4 separate regions of the Mus musculus genome follow, and all the other regions are linked to region 2. The links are chromatin loops, found by intact Hi-C in ENCODE. Cell type or tissue: heart. All regions are shown on one strand.

Region 1 (5,000 bases), 530 kb after region 2:
TCTTCCCCAGGTTTTGACAGTTTGGGTTACACGGACACACGTGGAGCCCGTAAAGCTAAGGGATGCTCCAGGCATGTGTGTGCAAGGAGGTCTCGTGGACCCCAGATGGCTCTGAAATAGCTGCAGCCTACGTCTCCTGTTCCAATGCCCAGTCCACCACCTCCTTCTCCCCCTACCCCTCCTGTTATTCATTTTCCTCCTCTTCCTCTCGGCCACCTACACTGGGGACTGGCAGTGACAATTTCAGTGACTGCTGTACAGTCACTGGAGATGGTGGGACCCTGGTGGGAAATAGCCTGGCCAGTGCTCCATCTGAAGTGGCTTCACAGGAGAGCCCAGTAAGACACAGGTGGGAAATGTCAGCCAGACACCATGGAGAACAGGAAAGAGGGGTGAGGGAGAGCGGCCTTGACCCCCTTTCAGGGGGCGGGGGATTGATCTCAATGGAGAAGGGGGTCTGGGGTAAGGCTGGCCTTCTCCAGAGGTTCCAGCCCCACCTTTGAGATCCAGATTTCGGGCACCGTTGGAATGCTGCGTGACTGTGCGGGAGTCGATCTTCAGTGTGTGCACGTTGCCTGGGTCCCTGGACACCACCACATTGTGCCATTGGTTGTCATTGACTGGTTTGTCTGAGTTTCCCTTCATCAAGGACGGGCCATTTCCCAGGTCAAACACGTAGTGGATGTACCTGCCCCACGGTAGGGAGGAAACACCAGATCAGACGGGCACCACAGAGATGCCAGGCGAGAATGAGCTACTGCTGGCAGAAAAACCAGGGGCCTGGGGCAGAGGGGTAGACAAGGGATCCCATGGGAAGGGACCAAAAAATGGCACTGGAAGCTTGAGGCATGAAGTCTTGTCCCAGGGAGGTCACGGAAGCACTTGCTCTTGGCCCCCAAAAGAGGACCTGACAGAAGGGGAGTTTTGGTAATACAGTAGGGGTCCCCTAGAAGCAGGGTCTGAACTACTTGAGGGCGCAATTCTCCAGGGCAAGAGAAAGACTTGGCTGACTTCTGCCATAAAGAGGACAGTGGCCAGAGAAGGGACGTGACTGGGAACCCTGGCAAGGAAGTGGCCGAGGAGCCAACAGCCCAGAAGCAGGGTTGGGCTTCTCCATCTTGGCTGCAGAGGGACCCTCCTGGCTGATGACTAAAGATGTGGCTCTTGACCTGATGTCTGGGTGTGTTGAACCTTCCCAAAGGCCAGGGAGGAGCTCTATCGGGGTCAGCAGGGGACCACAGTGCCCATCCCCTCACCCCTTGACCAACTCGATGACGATGAAGTCGTTGCCGTTGCCTGAGTTGAACAGCAGAAGTCCATCTGGGGCCGTGGTCTTGAACTGGAAGAAGAGATGCATGGAAGCATAGGCTTGCAGCGTGGCTAACGCCAGGTAGCTGCTGCGACTCTTGAACGTGACAGGATCAGCCACGATGGCACGCAGGCCAAAGCGGGCATTAAGCTCACAATAGGTGATGTCTCCATCTTTGCATTGGTCCATGTAGGGTTGACCATTGAACACCAGCCCACTCAGGTGCCCGATGAAGTTGGAGGGCACCACAGAGATAAACCGCCGCTCTGTCATAATGCCCGTCTCAATGTTGTGGAACTCCAGCCGAGTGTGGGCTCCTGCCATCTGTCCTGCTCGGGACAGAAAACCAACGTCAGGGAAGGAAATAGTGCACAAAACACGGGGTCACCTCTAGAACAGGGCCTCGTCTTCCTGGAAAAGATCATGTCCTCAAACAAGGCCACAGGAAGGGATCTTACTAGATATCCTGGGCCAGCGCTACCATCCCACCACTCCGGGGAAAGCCACAGCAGTCAGTGGAGCAGCAGGCTTCCAGGAAGATGCTTGGAAGGAGCTGAAATAGTCCCTGGGGTCCAGACCCATAATAATAACTTCTCTAGAAACAACAACCCAGGCAGAGGCTACCAAACACAGCACTCTGGAAATACATCCAGCATCTTGGGTCTAGGCCACCTACCCTCCACAGTCACGTTGTCCACGGACAGCTGCAGGCTCTTGCCACGCCGGACCACCCTCACCGTGTGCCATTCATTGTCATTCAGCTTGTGCCCCGCAAACAGTGTCTCGGGGCCTTTACCTGCAGCACCAAGGGGGGAGTGAGCATAGCGCGACACATGGCTGTAGGCAGCGCCCCAGGCAGGAGGCAGCCCACCTGCACATGGATATACTCAACTTCCTGCACACACCAATGTGTACGCCCCTTGCCTCGAACCTGGAGGGCATGCAGGGAAATCTTCTACACCTGGAGTCACAAACCCCACCTCGTCCTGCCATTTTGTGTGACCGCAGAGGATACCATTGGTTACAGAATGGTAGCCAGGAACACAGGCACACCTTCCTCTGTTCTCCTACGGACCTTTAGTGTGACGCTAGCAGCTGATTTCTCAGACCTCACACTCAAAACACTACACACCCCAAAGGAAGGACACCCACAGCTTCACCTTCCATGTGCACAGCTTGAACCCACTGTGACCTTCCTGTATATTCCTGTTTAACTCTACACCCTGGAATGGCTAACCCTATGTAGCACTCAAAGAGCCTGCGTGGCCACAGACATGTTCTGTTTCTTGGAAGCTGTGACTATTGACAGTTGATTGACATATGATTGTCAACACCCACATCTGTCAGGTGTTCTGGGTTTGGCAGCACCTCTGGGCTACCCCTGGATCCCTAACGCTGTCTGCCTGGGGTTTGGGGTGCTGGCTTTAAAGGGCCTCAGGTGTGTGCACCACACTATGACACAATTGTGCCTTCCATGTCCAGATCTCTTTGCTCAGTGACAGAGAGACCTGGGCCTGTCCACATTGGCCTCCCTTCTAATTCCTGCTTACAGCCCTCACTGGCCAACTCTGAGTCCTGCAGGAACTCTGCAGACTCAGGCATTACAACGACTTAAAAGACTCTGAGGCTCTGGGCACACCCCCACCCTTCCTACCCAAATCGTCCTTCCCATGTACTTCGCCTGCCCCCTTGTGGCCACTGGTGGAGATGCATCATTAAGTCTACAGATTTTATGTTCTCGCACCAGGTGCTGCCTAGCTCCAGATTTCTTCCTCCTGTTACTGACTTGGGCAACAAGGTGCCCTGGCTCTCCCTTTCCCAGAATCCATAACCATCCTTACCAACTACTTCTTCCTGGTTCTGCTTTGTTTTGTCCATCCTGCCCTCCACAATTCCCCATCCCACCCCCATACCTGTTCCCCTCCCCACAACCCCTTGCAAGCCAATAATGAAACTGTCTTTCCCCCTCCCTCCATCCCTTTCTCCCTAAACCCCAATGTCCAGCCTCCCAGACCTCTTGGGTCGCTGCAAAAGAAGAGGCAAGCCACTTACTGGGTGCGCAGCCGACGCGCAGGCAGTCTGGGGGGGCCATGGGGTGGGCAGAGGGGGAGGGAGAAAAAAAGGCAAAAACAAGGTTTTGTGTGTAATTTTTTTTTTTACATCCTTCACAGGGAGGGGTATCTGCAGGCGGGAATTCCCCCTAGGGCCACTTTCTGGGGACCACGCGTGCCCAGGTGCCCTCTCCCCGTCCTCAGTTGGACCCATGTCCTTCATGCCCTCAAGAGGGCTCCAACCCTTCCTAGCGCCAAGAGGCAGGGCAGTCAGGTGGTGGGAAGAGGGCTTGTGTCCCCTTTTGGAGGGGCCCAGGCCTCTCATGTCTAAGGGAGACGGGCACCTTGGCAATCCCAGCCGTACAGGGGATACAGGGGATGAGGGCTTGACCGACCCCACATCTACCCAATCACTAGGAGGGAGATGGGTAAGGAAGGCCAGGGCCCCTGCATCCCCTGCTCTGGGACGACACCCTGCTTAGAGCTCAGGTGTGACATGTCACTCCTCAAGCTCTAAGCCCAAAACAGGGGTCTGCCCCAGGGCCCCCTTCCTAAGGCCATAAACCTCCCAAAGCCCCAGAGGCCAGCGCCACCTGAACAGGAACCTTCCTTCTATCTGTCCCTGCCCTGGGGGCACCGAGAACTCCGCCACCCTGCAGAACGAGTATTTTGTCAATTTTTCTAAGGAGCCAAGGCCTTCCATAGGGACACCAAGATCTGCAAAATGTGACTTCTAGGCACAATGCAAGTCACTGATAAGCAAAGGCTCTCAATCCTGGCCTGGGCTGTCCCCAGTTTCAAAGCTGGAAGGGTTTCACAAAGTTAGAAAATCCATGTCTACACAGAGCCTACATCTCAGGCCAGCAGGAGCCTCTGATCAACCCTTTGGTTGGTGGGAGTCAGCTAGCCTTCAAGGAGACAGTCTTGGGTCATTTGTTCTATACCACTTAATAAGTCCAAAGCCCTGGCCAGGCTTGGAGTGATGGGACTGCCTGGGGCTGGAGGGTGGGGCTGGAGGTGTGGTTGTGGGTGCTGGGTCCTTGCCTCAGTCCTATACACACTGAGTGACTTCAGACAGCTCTCGCTGAGCCTGGGCATCTCTTCCTCACTGCTGTGAGGCTAGCAGGTTACAGGTGTGCCCTGCTCTGACCCTGGTCTTTCAGAGAGTAGACAATCCTTAACCCTGGCTAAGAGTGACGCCCATGTGGGTTCTCCATGAACAAGCTCTGCCCGGGTGCACCGTGGCCCTGGATGCACCTGGCATCCCTTGGGCCTCGGAAGGTTCCTGCAGTGGCGGTAAACAAACACCCACTGTGGCTCTGAGGGTCATGGGCCCTGGGGCAGTACAGCTGAGCTCCACACGCGTTGTCAACCACAGCAGAGTGGGAGGAGCAGCAGGGACCCCGAGCCACAGCCTGGGCACCCAGGGAGCAGTGGGAGGTCAAAGGACAGACACAAGAGGAAGCATGGGGTCACGGAGAGAAGAGGCTGAGAAAGGCAGAGAAAAAAAAATAAATAAAGAGGAAGAACCAGGAACGATGAGGGGAAGGAGGCTGTGAGGATGAGGGGAAGGGTGCCAGGCCCTGGAGTCAGGTCCCAGGGGCTCTCTCCAAGCCAGCAGAGTCTTCACCAATGAAGGG
Region 2 (5,000 bases):
CCAAGTGCTGTGATTAAAGGCGTGTGCCACCATGCCTGGCCAACTCTTTCTCCTTTTAAGTTGCTCTCCAGAAACCCAGGGGCCTGGATTTGATAGGACCAGCAGAGTCAGGGTATAGTAGCTGGCCACTGTGCACCTTGGGGGAAAGGAACCTAATTACTTCCCTTTCTTCCTCCCTAGGACTGTGAGGAGTGCATCCAGCTAGAGCCAACCTTCAGTAAGTGCTTTTCATTTTTCTCCTGGGCCCTGCTTTTGCCCCCAGAGATGATTAAGGTTAAAGGCTTTGAAGCATGTAGGCAGAAGGGGAGGATCGCAGTCAGGAGCTACTGAGTTGCTGTCTGACCTGTTCTGTTTGTAGTCAAGGGTTATACACGGAAAGCAGCTGCTCTGGAAGCCATGAAGGACTATACAAAAGCCATGGATGTGTACCAAAAAGCGTTAGACCTGGACTCCAGCTGTAAGGTAAGCTGCTGTTGGCCTATAACATACATCCCCGTTGGTTTCTCCTTTGGGTGTTTTCTCTGGTCCTTCATGTCCTTCCCAAATGCTTCAGTTTCTCTTGTCTCTCTTTTTTTCCCCTTTGTCAATGATCTGTCATCTTGGACCTGCTGAAGCAGTGAGCCAAATAGTGTTGACCTGCCTCCCTTGATCTTTTCTGGAATGCAGGAAGCAGCAGATGGTTACCAACGCTGTATGATGGCACAGTACAACAGACATGATAGCCCTGAGGATGTGAAGCGGCGGGCCATGGCTGACCCTGAGGTGCAGCAGATAATGAGTGACCCAGCCATGAGACTCATCCTGGAGCAGATGCAAAAGGACCCCCAGGCTCTGAGCGAGTAAGTTGAGTGGGGAAGTGAGAGGGAATTCTATCATTCTTTCAATGTATGATTTGAGGTTATGTGCCTGAGCATTTTACCTACATGTATGTATGAAGAGGGTGTCAGACCCTCTAGAACTGGATATACAGAGGGTTGAGAGCCACTGTGGATGCAGTAAGTGCTCCGAGTTCTCTCTCCATCAATAACCACTGGGCCATCTCTAGCCCTGAATCCTATCAATCTTAACAGAAAATACTGGTGGTACAGAGAGCCTGTGAGCTTGCTTTTTCTGTTAGTCTAATAGCCTAAGCTTCTGTTGGGAAGGCCAACTATGCTAGGCTTTCAGCTGTGCAGACAAACAGTAGCATAGGCAGGTTCTTTCTGTCCTGTCTGGTGAAAAGGACTTTTGCATGTGCAGGGTCTTTGAGAATGCTCTGCAGCCGAGGAACTTGGGTGGAAGGAGACTTGTTCAGTTAACTGTATCTTCTTCTCCTAGACACTTAAAGAATCCTGTAATAGCGCAGAAGATCCAGAAGCTGATGGATGTGGGTCTCATCGCAATTCGGTGATAACTTGCTTTTCCCCCTCTTCCCTTCGCCAATGAGGAAGGCGAGCTGGGAAGGTGGCGAGCAGCACTGGGCAGAGGGGGGGAGAAGAAAGGCTTATCTTTATATTTATACATGCCTACAAGGAAGACAGACTCATCCAGCGCCACCTCGGGCCCTCCCAGCACACGCATGGTCTCTTCACTGCTGCCCTCAATCCGAGTGTCCTTCCCTGCCCAGTCCTAGCCTCCCCGTCACTGTCTCGGCTGCTCCCCCATAGTTGGTTATTTTTTATTTGGGGCAGTGGGTGCATACGGGGAGGGGAGGGTGTTCTTCCCAACCTAGGGTCCCAGCTGTCTTCACCTGTTCTTACCCACGTCCCTCCTCAATAAAGAAGCCAGTCAGGCGTGGTTATATGTTGCTACGGTCTCCAGTGACTTTCTTCTCTTAAGACACAGTAGTGCTGAATTGGAAGCCAACACAAAGCCTTTTCTTGATGGCCTTGAAAGAAAGGTCGCTGAAGAGTGAGCTGTTTGCTTTGTCAGGGTGGCCACTAGGTGGAAGTGTCGCTCAACAACTGATGACCTACCTGCATTCTGATCAGCTTTGGGTTGATGTTCTGTGCAGTGCAGTCTTAGAGTGAACCTGCTAGGTCAACACTAGAACCTAACCTAGACTCAAGGTGGGTCAGAAAGCAGGCCTGAGACTAATACTGACAACAGCTCCTGCTGCTCCAATCCTGAGCTCCACACCACTATCTTCCTCCCACACTGTGACCAACACTGAACTTCCTCATTTGCTCCCAAAAGACTGCTTCCTGGGCTAGCAAGATGCTGAGTCCAGCACCAGGCTGTACTATGTCTTACGTTAGCCTAAACTAGCTTCCTGTCCCAACCCCAGGACTCCTCAGAGCAGCCTCTCCTAGTCACACTTAAAAAGCCTTACCTTGGGAGGAGAGGTTGGCACATACCCTTAATCCCAGCACTTGGGGCAGAGCAGGCAGATCTCTGAGTTCAAGGCCAGCCTGGTCTGCAGAGTGAGTTCTGGGACAGCCAAGGCTACACAGAAACCCTTTCTGAAAAAAGAAAAAACCACGTCCATTAATGGTAGGCTGCTGCCCTGAAAAGTCTACGTTCCTGCTCAGTTCCTTAGAGCAATTTGCATCCCAGTGCCTGGCATGGACATGAGGCTGTTGGACCACCAGAACCCTCTAAAGAGACGGGATAAAGGGTCCTGGAGGAAATCACATTGAGGTTTTATGAGGCAGAGAGGCTCTAGCATGTCACTGGACAGATTTAAGGCTGGTAGGTTTGGAAACAAGTCCTGTTTAAAGGTGGGAAGGACTTCACTGCTGACTGTAGACAGTCCCACTAAGAGCAGGCTGGAGCCGGGCAGTGGTGGCGCACCCAGCACCACCAGGGCCAGGTGGATTTCTGAGTTCGAGGCCAGCCTTGTCTACAGAGTGAGTTCCAAGACAGCCAGGGCTATACAGAGAAACCCTGTCTTGAACAACAACAAAAAATAATAATAAAAGAAAAAAGCAGGCTGGAGGTGCAACCAGTAGATGCCTGGGGGTGGGGTAAAGAGAACTTTGTGGTGTCACCCCAGCACTGTTCTTCCCTCATTTCCTGTGGTAACAAAAGCAAGGGCCCCGTGGAGCCCTCTGCGTGCTGGCAGTGTGCTTCCTGTACCCAGCAACAGCCCGCCCTGGGGAGGGACTAGTACAACTTTCATGATAAGGCCACTACAGGCTGACCTCTGAAGGAAGCAACTGAGCAGGACCAGGCCAGACCAGGGTAACAGGTGTCCCACTGCCACCTGCAGCTGCAGCCCGTTGCAGGCTAGGTAAGTGAAAGACCCAGGAGGACTCACTTGTCCCCTGCTCCGCCATTCTGTGCAGAGCAGCCACACTTGCCACCACCCTAGAGGCTTGGGTTAGAGTACTGGCTGTGAGCTGTGGGCCAGGACTTGTTTCTGAGATAGGTGGGCCTGGCAGAACTGTGAGTAGGAGAGTTGACCTGTTCTGGTACCTAGCAGGGTACTTTACAATGAGTATTGGGCCTTGGTGTCCCCACCTGTGAAACCTGAATTGGCAGGACAACGTGGACTCTAAGGAACTGTCTCTTCAGCCCAAACACTTAGGATAGTAAGAGGGTTTTATATTGACTGGATCACAGTAGCTCTCTGTACCAGTGTCCCCAAAGCCTACCCACCTACCCAGGGTACCCTAGGACTCCTGCTTATTTCTAGGCAGCCCACTGTCTACTCACCTTGTCTCAGCAGAAACAGCCGCAGCCATGGCGGGTATGAAGACAGCCTCCGGGGACTATATCGACTCTTCCTGGGAGCTGAGGGTGTTTGTGGGCGAGGAGGACCCTGAGGCCCAGTCTGTCACACTCCGAGTCACGGGGGAGTCGCACATTGGTGGGGTACTTCTGAAGATCGTGGAGGAAATCAGTGAGTCCCCGTGACCCTATGTATCCAGTCATGACAGCTCTCCCTGGCTTTTCTAGGCCATTCTCGCCTCTACTCATAACCTTGTCACAGTGACTCAGGCAACAGTCTTTAATTATTTGGTTCCAAAGAAGGTATTTCTTCAACTTCCCCTCTCCATACTTCCTCCAGCTCCTACTGGTTCTGTCTAGTCTCCAAGAGACAGACAACATGGTCCCCTGTGTGTCTTGCCTGTGCCGAGGCTTATTATGTTCCTGAGGGATGGCTAGGAGGTTCCTGGGGACCTGGCACCTACTCTCCTAAATTTCCTCCCCAGCAAACCACTTGGCAGGCTGCTGACAGTGGGTGAGAGGCCCTGCCCCCACAGGAAGTTACGGCAGAGTAGGCTAGGGCGATATCAGTCACCCAGAAGGCCCCATGAGGCTTCTCATCAACTTTACCAGCAGAGAATGAGAGTTATCACTTCCTGGGAGGATGGCAGGAAAGCCCCGATAGTCAGAGCCGGAAGACATCCCACCATGAGCTCCCGATAGTCAGAGCCGGAAGACATCCCACCATGAGCTCCCGATAGCCAGAGACAGAAGGCATCTCACCATGAGTGTGGGTCCTAGGCCTCTGGAATTGGGACAGGGATAGAAGGCAGGTTTTCTAGACCCACCCAACCCTCTATGTGTATGCAGTCCAAGACGGACCAGAGTGACTGAGCAGGACAAGCCCCAACACAGCCAAATAACAGGGTTGAGACAGAAGGGAACTGCCGGAAGCAGGGCCCAAAGAGGCTGTGAAAGCAGAAGTGGGAAGAGGGTTAGTCCCTCAGAAACTGGATGTCAGACGAAGCTGGAGACTTGACATGGGTCAGGACAGAGGGGCTGGGGATGTTAGGAGTCTAGGGCAAGAACCCCAAGAGTGCTGAACACCCAGCCACCTAGACCTCACCCTGTACCACTGCTGGGCTCCATGGGCCAAGTCACTTCAGTTCCAGGATCTCAGTTCCCTGAAATAGGGGCATTATCCCCAGTCCTCCACTGCCAGGCGTGGTGAGGCCAACCTTCCTCATGATGGCATGCTGCTGCCAAAGGCTAAGAGCTTCCTGCAGGAGCTGACAGTAGACAGAACAGGAGATTTCTAGAGAGGCCTCTACAATAAGACAGACCTAGCCTTGATGCCAAGGACTTGAAAA
Region 3 (5,000 bases), 95 kb after region 2:
GCTGCCGCGCATGCGCCATGCATGTCTCTTGTGTTGTGCCCTTATCCCCGGGCACAGGGGTTGTTGGCCAGTCTGGCTCCCTTCCAAAATGTGGGCTTCTCTGACATTGAGACCCGGACGGTGCGCTAACGGGAACATTGGAGTAAATTCAGGTTTGTCAGAGACTCAACCACCTCGTTCTTCGTGGATAGATAGGGCTGTCAGGGTTAGCAAATAAGAACTCAGAGAGGCAAGGTGGTAGGTAGTACATGTCTGTAAATCCCAGCACTTTGTAAGCAGAGCAGAATCAGGAGGATTGCTGCGAGTTTAGACTTGCCTGGGTTATAGAATGAGACTCTGTTTCAAAAACAACAGAACTAGAAAGGCCAGTTATATGTGAATTTCAGATGAACAACGAATACGATTTTAAGCTATGTCCCAAATATTGCATGAGTCGTCCTGGTTTTGTAATTTATCTGCATTTTGCTAGCCAAATACAGAGAGGCAGTGAAGGTTGAAACAAACCCGAGGCTTTCAAGAAAGGTTCCTAGAGAAGGGAGTGCTTTTGGGCCAATGCAGGAAGGGACAGTGTGGCTCTGGGATCATCCACAGGCTGAGGTTCAAGGGTCAGGCAAAAAGGTGGATGCAATTGGTAAAAGGGCAGCTTTCGGAGCTGCAATGGGTCGACCCCTTTTCCTCTCTGTGCAGATGGGTGGCCTAACGGCACAGGCTGCTAGCTGGACCGGCACAGTGACAGCGCGAGTGACCCAGCGAACTGGGCCCAGCGCCCCGCCGCCAGAGAAGGAGCAACCACTCCTGCCCTCCTCTTTGCCGGCACCGCCTGCTGTTGTTGAGCCAGCCGGCAGGCCCGGCTCCCCTGCACCCGCAGAGAAGGTTGAGACTCCGTCCCCGCCCACGGCCTCAGCTCTGGATTACCCCAGTGAGAATCTGGCCTTCATCGACGAGTCCTCAGACACGCAGAGTGAGCGTGGCTGTGCCCTGCCTCGGGCTCCTCGGGGTCGCCGCCGACCCAACCCATCCAAAAAGCCTTCCAGACCCCGGGGTCCTGGGCGACTCCGAGACAAGGCCGTGCCGGTGTAGGGGCAGGATCTCTGGACCCGGATCCCACGCCAGGGCTTTCGCTCTTGCTGATGCTCAGGCATGCTTGGCTTATTTGACCAAAGAGCCGTCCCTCTTTTGTTCCACGTGGTTGCAACCCTGACAGGAGTCCAGTGGTTGCCAAATGCCACCGCTCTTCCCTGGCTGGTTCTTCACATCCAATCATTTCCAAAGCCCACCATCCAAGGCTTTCTGCCTCGCTCCCCTGCCGGTTTTGACCCTCACACCTCACAACTGTGCCTCAAAACCTGCACCAATAAAACAAAAACTCTGCACTACCGAGTGCATGCTCCTGGGTCCCAAGTGGGTGTGCGAGTGCTTTTCTCGCGCCACCATGGGCTTATATCAGGCCCACTGCCGTCCTTGGGCCCCCACACCGGACAAGTCATGCTCTTTTGGTTAAGTTCAGGTATTCAGACTCTTGTCTCTGCCTGGAGGAGACCCGGACTCGAAACTGGACTGGGTACTTCCAGTCTTGGCATTGATATTGGGGGTGGGAGCAACTTAGAGTCTTGATGCAATCTGCAGTTTGAAGTCTCCTCCCGCGAGACCACTATAACCATCCGGGAGGAGACTGCCCCTCCCCCTTCCTGGAGCGTGACCCCCCTCCCTTCTCGATTGAGCCCTGTGGATACTGGTCCGTTGGTGCAGGACGATGGAGGAAAGCGTCAAAGTAAGAAGTCTGCCCGAGTTCCCCAAGCCCAGACGAACCTTAGTACTCCTTCAGGTCTTTAGAGTAACCTGCCATTCAGCCTGGGGGCTTGGCAGCTCTCCTAGAGTCCCCAATCCCAGTCCAGTCTCCCTGCTCCCTCCAGCTCCCTGAATTCCTTGGCTACCTTACCTGTGTGTGACCCGCAGCCGGTGCCCAAACACGCAAACCATCGCCGCAGCTCGGTCAGATCCAGCCTGTACGGAGATGTTCGTGACCTATGGAGCACGGCCACGATGTCCACAGCGAATGTGTCGGTATCCGACGTCTGCGAGGACTTCGACGAAGAGGGCAAATCTGTAAGAAACAGGATTCGCAAGTACAGCCAGACCATTTCTATTAGGGACAGCCTCAACCTCGAGCCAGAGGAGATCCAGCAGCAAGCACGTCGAGAGCTTGAACTGTGCCATGGCAGGTCCTTGGAGCATGGGGAGGACCACGAAGAATCTGAGACCTCCTTAGGTCAGTATAGCCTCGCCGAGGCGATGGGTGTGCCATAAGGGTGGGGCTAGCCCGGGTCTTAAAGTGCCTTCCTGCAAAATGGGGGTAAGCCCATAGAAACCCAAGTTTCTAGGATTTCTTAGGAGAGGGCTCAGGCGAGAACCGTTCACGCTTTAACTCAGACATTCTCTGAGCTCCCCCTACCGGGCAGGCGTCCTACTACGAGGAACCCGGGAAACGCACAGGCAAGCAGGTCAATGAAGACCTAGTCAGTTTTTTGTTTGTTTTTTTTGTTTTGTTTTGTTTTGTTTTGCTTTTTATCTTAATGTGGTGCTGGGGGTCGAACCGAGTACATCACTCTTGGTAGGAAAATTCTTTACCACTAAGCATATTTCGAGCCCTCCCTCACCTGTGCGTTTAATTTCATCACTGCACCAGCTGAAAGGACAGAATTCCTTCCCTGGCTGGGATCTGGCTGTTTGGAAGTCTCTCTTTTGGTCAATAGTTACTTTATTGTTGCTTTGTATTTCTTTTTGGAATGAGAGTCTCACTGTATAGCCCAAGATGACCTTGGATCTTGGTATCTTCCTGAGTGTTGGGGTTACACACAGTATGCCAAGCACTGTTTGAGATGTGTATGTGTCCATCCTCTGTCCCGTCCGTTTCCACCTTCATCAAGCAATGAGTACTGATAAGAACCCAGTATTCAGGAAGCTGTGAATTCAAAGCTAGCCCGGTCTAGATACCAAGTTCCAGGATAGTTAGGTCCACACTGTGGGAACATGTCTAAACAAACAAGAGTGATACAGATATAACAATTGATTTATATTAAACTTGTTACATAAGCATAGGACTTCTTGTACTGTGACCTTTGCATGGCACAACTGCCATAAGAGACTGTTCTGGACTGAGGAACATAGCTTACTGGTAGAGTTCTTTCGTAGTTTATACAATGCCCTGCATTCAGTTCCCAACAATACACTTTCAGAGGGCACACAATTCTCACAAGAGGGAATTCCTATGAATGACTCCAAGTCTCACACAGCGGGACAGTTGGTTCTGGATCTCAGCCGGGTGGGATTCTAAAGCCTAGGGCTGAAACCAGTGTCCCCTATGACCTTTGATGCAGGGTGTAGCTGCAGCTATTCCCTGAACCCCACTCCCACCATGACCCAGGAGCCTGACCAAGACCGATTTCTCTCTTCATTTCTCCAGCATCGTCTACTTCAGAATCACTAATATTCAGCCTATGGAAGCCACATCGAACCTACTGGACAGAGCAGCAGAACAGGGTTGGAGGATACTACTGGGGAGACTACTGGGGTTGAGTAGTGGGCAGCAGCAGATGGGCAGGTTTCAGGAAAGTGGGGCAGGCAAGCTGGGGAGGTCATGTGGGGACCACTTCAGCTTTCCATGGAACTGGTTGAGTCTCTTGTTGCTTTTCCAGCTGCCTCTGCCTCTGATGGAGCTCATGGAGACTGAAGTTCTGGATATTCTCAAAAAAGCCCTCATCAGTGAGCACTCCACCCCCACCCCCACCCCAGCTTCCACAAAAGATCCTGGTGGCTTTGGCAGGGCTTGGGGCTGTGGAGTTTCAGGATATGTAGTCTTGTCAGATCCCCTTAGCACTCACAAGGATGCCCTAAAAATTAAAAGTCAAGAGAGTAGGCACAGGCCGACTCAATGGAGTGAGTGACTCAGAGGACTTAAAATAAGCCCCTTTCTAGCAAGTCTGTTTTCTCTGCTTGTTCAGTGGAGTGACAGCCTTTGGGTAGCTTTGCTTCACTCCCAGGTGTGGGAGCTGTGACACATCGGGATTTTTTTTGGGTAAATGTACTGGATATTGGATTATCTGCGTAACCTTCTGCTCATGGTATATGAGCACATAGAGGGAAGAAAGGGCCAGATAACTAGTTAGAGTGAGCGGCTCAGGAGGAGGTTGGGTCTCACTGCCTCTGTTCAGGCTTGCAGCAACTTCTTCAGCCTTCTTCCCCTCCATTCTTCACATCGCACCTAGGAGACCCAAAATTCCCCAAACTAACACAGATCCAAATCCAGCACTAAATGCCACCTCAAATCACCTGTGGTTCCTCAAATGGGGGAAGCCCTTTGCTGCTGTTCATGGCCCTGAGCTCAGCTCTTCCCTCTCCCTAGCATATAGGTCCACGATTGGCAGGAACCACTTCATGACTAAAGAGCTGCAGGGATACATCGAAGGGATCAGGAAGCGCAGGAACAAGAGGCTGTACTTTTTGGATCAGTGAACCTCCAGCTCAAGTGGCCGACGAGACGTCCGCTCCGTGTCCTTTCCGGTCCCTCGAACCCAAGCTCAACCTCATCTGCATGGAATTTGAATCCTAGAGAAATTAAAGAGTCTATGCATGGTCCCAGAGTCAGTGCGTGGCTGCTTGCGTGAGGCGGACGCACGTGGCCCCGCCTTTCCCCGTGACCTTCATTCGGTCACCGCAGTGACCTTGAGTTTTGTCCGCTCGTGTCTCACCTCTGCCTTTGAGGAACTCGCAAACCAGGGCTACTTGCATGTTTTAGGTCTGCTTCTCCACTTGAGGGTCCTCAGGGGTGCTGATCTACCAAATCTGTCAAGTGTCCCATCAACATAATGGGGTGGGGTGGGGAGCAGCACCCTGTTAGGCCCCACCCCTTATGCATATGCAGTTACATAAACCCGCCTTTCATTTACATACACGTTCAACGCCCTCACAGAGTGAGTTCACTGAACAGCTACGCCCACTCT
Region 4 (5,000 bases), 150 kb after region 2:
TATCCTCTGACTCCATCTCCTTGGTACTAAGATCACAGGCCTGCCCCAGCACACCTAGCTGGAGGCTCATTGTCTTTATCTTCCAGTGGGAATTCTCTTAGTCAGGAGCTTGACCTTGGGTGCCTTCTGGATCTTGGCACCGTAGCTTCCTGGATGCATGGCCTCAGGCATGGGAAAGAACATACTGCACCTTGCTTACGTGGGGATAATAACAACTGTTTTATGGCTGGCAGCAAAAGGGTTAATACAAATGCAGAGCTGAGCAGTCTGTGGTGGCTGTAGATGCCACACATGCTTGGCAGGGACATCAGTTCCACAGGAGAGACGAAACCATCACAGAACACAACAAGTCTGGGATGGGGCTTGGGGTCCTCAGAGAAAGGGGAAGTCTTTTGTGAGAAGTGGGCAGTTGACAGAGTATAGTAGGGGTGAGAAAGAGGAGGGGGTCCTTGTGAAGTGGAGTGAGAGAGAGACAGAGAGAGAGAGAGGAATGGGAAAAGGACATAGAAGGGACAGAGGAGAGAAGAAGAAAGATCAGATTTGTGTATTACTCTTTTATATTACTTAACAAAATACCTTGCAGAAACAAAGGAAGATTTTTATCTACTTATTTAAATTTTATTTTTATTTTAAAGATCAGTTAATTTATTTTTAATTTTAAATGATTTATTTATTTTTATTTTTTATTTTCTGTGCACTGGTGTTTTGCCTGCATGTGTCTATGTGAGGGTGTCAGATTCCCTAGCACTGGAGTGACAGACAGTTGTGAGAGTCCATGTGGGTGCTGGGAATTGAACCCTGATCCTCTGGAAGAGCAGCCACTGCTCTTAACTGCTGAGCCATCTCTCCAGCCCCCAAGATTAATTTATTATTGTTATTATTATTATTATTTGGTTTTTCGAGACAAGGTTTCTCTGTATAGTCCTGGCTGTCCTGGAACTCACTTTGTAGACCAGGCTGGCCTCGAACTCAGAAATCTGCCTGCTTCTTCTTCCCGAGTGCTGGGATTAAAGGTGTGCGACACCACGCCCAGCTTAATTTATTATTTTTTATGTGTATAAGTATGCTTGTTCACCACCTGCATGCATGGCCTGTAGAGACCAGAAGAGAGCATGGGAGTTTCTGGAGGTGGAGTTACAGATGATTGTGAGCCACTATGTGGGTTCTGGGAATGGAACTCAGGTACTCTTATCAGAGAAGCCATTTGTTTTTGAGGCAGGATCTCACCTATCTCAAGCTGAACTTGTTATATAATTGAAGATGGTCTTGGACACCTGATGATTCTGCTTTCACTTCCCAAGTCTGGGATCATCAGAGCATGTGCCACCAGTCCCTGGTATATGCGGTGCTGGGACTTGAACCTAGACCATCATGCATGCTAGGCAAGTACTCTACCAACTGAGCCGCAGACTCAGCCCATGATTTCAGAGGGTTCTGTCCATTGTGTTGGGGGAATGCATGGTGGAGAAGCTGGATTCACATCATGGCAAAACAGGAAGCAGAGAGCAAGACAGGAAGCAGTCAAAATAATGCACACTCAGGACCTTCCCCTCTTCCCCTCGAGATCTTTTGTTAGCTGACAGGGTCCAGTTTCTTATTGTTTTCAGAACCAAAATAGAGCCCCATCTGGGATCCAAAACGTCAAGCCACAAGCTGTCGGGGGACATTTCAGATTAAAATCTTAGTAGTCAGAGTTGTTTCTTTCTTTCTTTTTTTTAAATTTATTTTTTTGTTTGTTTGTTTAGGGTTTCTCTGTGTGTCCTGGAGCTCACTCTGTAGATCAGGCTGGCCTCAAACTCAGAGGTCTGCCTGCTTCTACCTCCTGAGTGCTGGGATTAAAGGCATGTGCCACCATGCCTGGTAGAGGGGCCTTTTCTTCAGGGCTTTGAAGGTCACAGACAGAGCTTCCAGGGAGAGGCCATTGGAGAAGGCTCAGAAGGAGATGGAGGTCTGTGTCCTAGTGATGCCTAGAGCCTTGGGGAGAGTCAGGGAAGGTGCCCTAGAAGTGAGACTTTGGGGAGAACAGGAAGGAAGGTCTGGCTGATTGACAGGTGGTAGGCCTGGGCTGGGCTTCACTCCTTTCAGATGCAGCTGCAGCTGGCACTGGGTGGCACGCGAGTTGTTGGCACCTGGTAAGCTATGGGCAGAGCACTCACATTCCAGCTGGATCTGGCCTCCTACCTAGGCAGCATGGGTCACTGAGCATTTCTGAACCTGAACAGTTTCTCCCCCAGGTGGCTTGAAGGAGAGTCTCTGTGGAGCTGCCATCCAGCCCTCAAGGCTGTTTCATATTTTGAGTTTCTGAATCTGGGCCATGAACCACCTGAGTAGAGGGTGGGGAAGCACCCAGGCCACATCCCACCAGGGGGGACCCTAGGTCAATCAGCTAGAGAGGAACAGTTTCACTGTGGCTGAGGCTGCCTGGCCACGCCTCTGGCCCCAGTCACAGAGCCCCCCTCCTTCTGGCCTTCCTGTTGGATCATGGCTATGCAGAAATCTCAAAACCAGAAGAGAACTGAAGGCTGCAGCCTTTCCCAGCCTGGCCTTGTTCAGACCTAGTAGTGCGCCCAAGGAGGGCATAGTGGAGTCCACAATCCGTTTGTCTGTCTGATGGTCTCAGCTTCTTGCCCTTCTCTTGGGTCCCTCTGCTGGACAGCAATGTGAACTGAGCCCTTTTAAAATCTGCCACCAGTGGGAAGGGTGACACAAGCCTGTGACCCCAGCAATTAGCAACCTGAGGCAGGAGAATCTTGGCTCTGAAGCCAGTCCCAGCTATACAGTGATATCTTGTCCCAGACCAAGCCAAACCTGATAGATAACTCGTAGCTTGTTTGGTTGTTTGTTTTGGTTTCATTTTTGCCAGACAGGGTCTCTTCTGTGTAGCCCTGCCTGCCCTGGAGCTCACTCTATAGACCAGGTTGGCCTTGAATTCCCAAAGATCTGACTGCCTCTGCTTCCTGAGTGCTGGGTTAAAGGTGTGCGCCACCACCTTTGTATTTTGAAACAGAGTCTAGAACCTGCTAACTACAAAGCAGAGGCGGGGGTTGAGCTTGACATCATTCTACTTCAGCTTCCCCTGTGGCTGGGATTAGAAGTCTGTGCCACAGATCCCAGAGTTTTTAAAACAGAACTTCATGTAGCCCAGGCTGGCCTTGAAGTCCTTACGTAGATAAGGGTAAGCTTGAACTTCTGATCCTCCTTTTAGCTTTGGTCTTTGCTACATTGTGGGTTCTTTGGTCTTTGCTACATTGTGGGTTCTTTGGTCTTACTACATTGTGGGTTCTCTGGTCTTGCTACATTGTGGGTTCTTTTCCTCCCGCCCTTTATCTCCCACCACCCCGTTTCACTTCCTAACACTAGACAGGAGAGAAAAAAGGATAGAGAGAAGGGAGGAGTTAGGAAAATCCCTGAATCTAATTTCTTTCTTTTTGTTTCTTTCTTGACCATGACTATTAACAAGCTACAACCAACTTCCCTAAAATGACCACTAACCAGCAACCCACCTACGGGGACCCTAGCATTTATGTAACTTCTGAAAAGTCCCCAGAATTGTAGATATCACACAGTCACAGAAATTATCTGCTGGCAAAACTATGCTTCTGCTAGAGCACGAGGCAAATCATAATCAGCTATTGTGGACAGTTGAAGCATGCAGAGAGCTCTTGGTGCTGCTTCAAGGATATTGGCAAGAATATTTGACATTGGCTTAGGACAAGAAAGTGGGCTCAAGATAAATACAGCTGAGGAAAGTGTTCCTTTTATCTTGATCATCTCAAAAGTCTGGATACAATGATTGCGGGACTTTTGTTTATACCTTGTTTTTCCTTGACCAAGAACTGACCCTTTGTTTTGCATGTACTTAAGAGTGATATAAAAGCAGCTTGGGAAAAAATAAACCTGCTTTGGTGCTTGTTAGAGTTATACTATCATCGTGTCTAACTGTCTTTTCTTTCTTTAATCCTCGATCCCTCCCTGGAGACCTTGTTGACTGACTGAGTGGGCCGGGTCAGGTGGTTACCACAATGTGAGGGCTCAGTGAAGGACATCTCAGGAATTGGAAGCCAGTGCATAAGAAAATAAAGAAAATCTGGGCCAGTGGTGAGTAAACCCTGTGTAAGATGGGCAGGGTAATAGAATGCTTTTTGTACATATGCTCAGAGGCTAAAATCTAGAGGAGTGAAAATAAGTCAAAAACAGCTTACCCAGTTTCTGCTTTTTATAGAAATTTGTCCCTGGAGAGGCCCATTGGACACGCAGACTTTATGTGCCCCAGTACAGGGGAACGCCAGGGCCAAGAAGGGGGAGTGGGTGGGTAGGGGAGTGGGGGTGGGTGGGTATGGGGGACTTTTGGTATAGCATTGGAAGTGTAAATGAGCTAAATACCTAATAAAAAATGGAAAAAAAATAAATAAAAACTCAGAACTAAAAAAAAAAAAAAAAAAAAAGAAATTTGTCCCTGGTTCCCTGAGGAAGATATGATAAATTTACAGACATGGAAGAAAGCAGGAGAGAGGATGACAGGGTACTTACTATCCAACACATGGTCCTGAAAAAATTCCCATAGACAGAGAGAGTTTAGACGTGAGAGGGAGAAGTGGGTTTCAGTCACCCCCCTCCCGGAAGTGTTTCACGCTTTGGTGAAAGAGAAGGAAAGTGAAAGTAAGCTGTTCCCAGCGCTCTCCTAGGGTCAAGAGGAGGTCAGGAGACGTCCTGCCTGCTTCCTCTCTGCCTAGTCCTCTGGCTTCCTCTCTGCCTAGTCCTCTGGCTTCCTCTCTGCCTAGTCCTGGTTCTGGGTCCCTTTGGTGAGACATCTGGTTCTCTTCCCTCTTTGGCTAATGTCTATCTTTGGAGTGCCAGTCTGTCCATGCCTGTCAGTTTATGTCTGTGGTTTCATTTTGTTTCTTGATTGTTGCTCTGTGTTTCATAAACTTCTCTGTGAGGAAGCTGTTTCTCCTACAAAAATCTGACTGTGACTATTGGGTTTAGAAGGTGACAAGGTG

Evidence for each region. Hi-C counts contacts between places; a loop is a spot of excess contacts. Peaks named below come from ENCODE experiments on the same cell type or tissue, not always from the same donor. Only the 100,000 strongest peaks of a DNase experiment are listed, where the experiment ranks them.
Region 1: a loop joins it to region 2, with 12 times the contacts of the local background. A loop is called at or near these places in 8 of 42 quality-filtered maps.
Region 3: a loop joins it to region 2, with 9 times the contacts of the local background. A loop is called at or near these places in 17 of 42 quality-filtered maps.
Region 4: it touches region 2 in a loop (3-fold over the local background); 2 of 42 quality-filtered maps call a loop at or near these places.

What each region holds. Positions count from the first base shown.
Region 1 is chr19:6,487,172-6,492,171 of GRCm38, reverse strand. Nrxn2 (neurexin II) reads right to left here. Exons shown (of 23, transcript NM_001205234.2): 12 at 3,362-3,388; 13 at 1,986-2,105; 14 at 1,257-1,638; 15 at 498-688. Gm52381 (a long non-coding RNA gene) reads left to right here. Exons shown (of 2, transcript XR_003952843.1): 2 at 1-1,168. Among named protein-coding and RNA genes, the nearest start is that of Gm52381, 7.6 kb to the left of the region's middle. In heart, a CTCF peak has its summit at 2,997 (motif pointing left); a DNase peak (open chromatin) is centred at 2,981; H3K27me3 peaks cover 4,466 bases.
Region 2 is chr19:7,017,489-7,022,488 of GRCm38, reverse strand. It overlaps Fermt3 (fermitin family member 3), which reads left to right and starts at 3,020. Exons shown (of 15, transcript NM_153795.2): 1 at 3,020-3,211; 2 at 3,650-3,823. The coding sequence starts at 3,664. It overlaps Stip1 (stress-induced phosphoprotein 1), which reads left to right. Exons shown (of 14, transcript NM_016737.2): 11 at 181-217; 12 at 359-462; 13 at 667-839; 14 at 1,318-1,793. The coding sequence ends at 1,390. In heart, a CTCF peak has its summit at 1,917 (motif pointing right); DNase peaks (open chromatin) are centred at 2,198, 3,068, 4,598, 4,748 and 1 weaker place; H3K4me3 peaks cover 968 bases; H3K27ac peaks cover 2,497 bases.
Region 3 is chr19:6,922,063-6,927,062 of GRCm38, reverse strand. Catsperz (cation channel sperm associated auxiliary subunit zeta) reads left to right here and starts at 1,683. Exons shown (of 5, transcript NM_001039494.2): 1 at 1,683-1,771; 2 at 1,957-2,269; 3 at 3,464-3,540; 4 at 3,696-3,762; 5 at 4,403-4,637. The coding sequence starts at 1,754. The coding sequence ends at 4,512. It overlaps Kcnk4 (potassium channel, subfamily K, member 4), which reads left to right. Exons shown (of 7, transcript NM_008431.3): 7 at 688-1,401. The coding sequence ends at 1,080. In heart, a CTCF peak has its summit at 2,457 (motif pointing left); DNase peaks (open chromatin) are centred at 42, 1,842, 2,242 and 3,862; H3K4me3 peaks cover 3,425 bases; H3K27ac peaks cover 1,511 bases; H3K27me3 peaks cover 2,735 bases.
Region 4 is chr19:6,869,308-6,874,307 of GRCm38, reverse strand. No RefSeq gene overlaps it. Among named protein-coding and RNA genes, the nearest start is that of Ccdc88b, 14 kb to the right of the region's middle. In heart, a CTCF peak has its summit at 2,655 (motif pointing left); DNase peaks (open chromatin) are centred at 2,497 and 4,717; H3K4me3 peaks cover 418 bases; H3K27ac peaks cover 513 bases.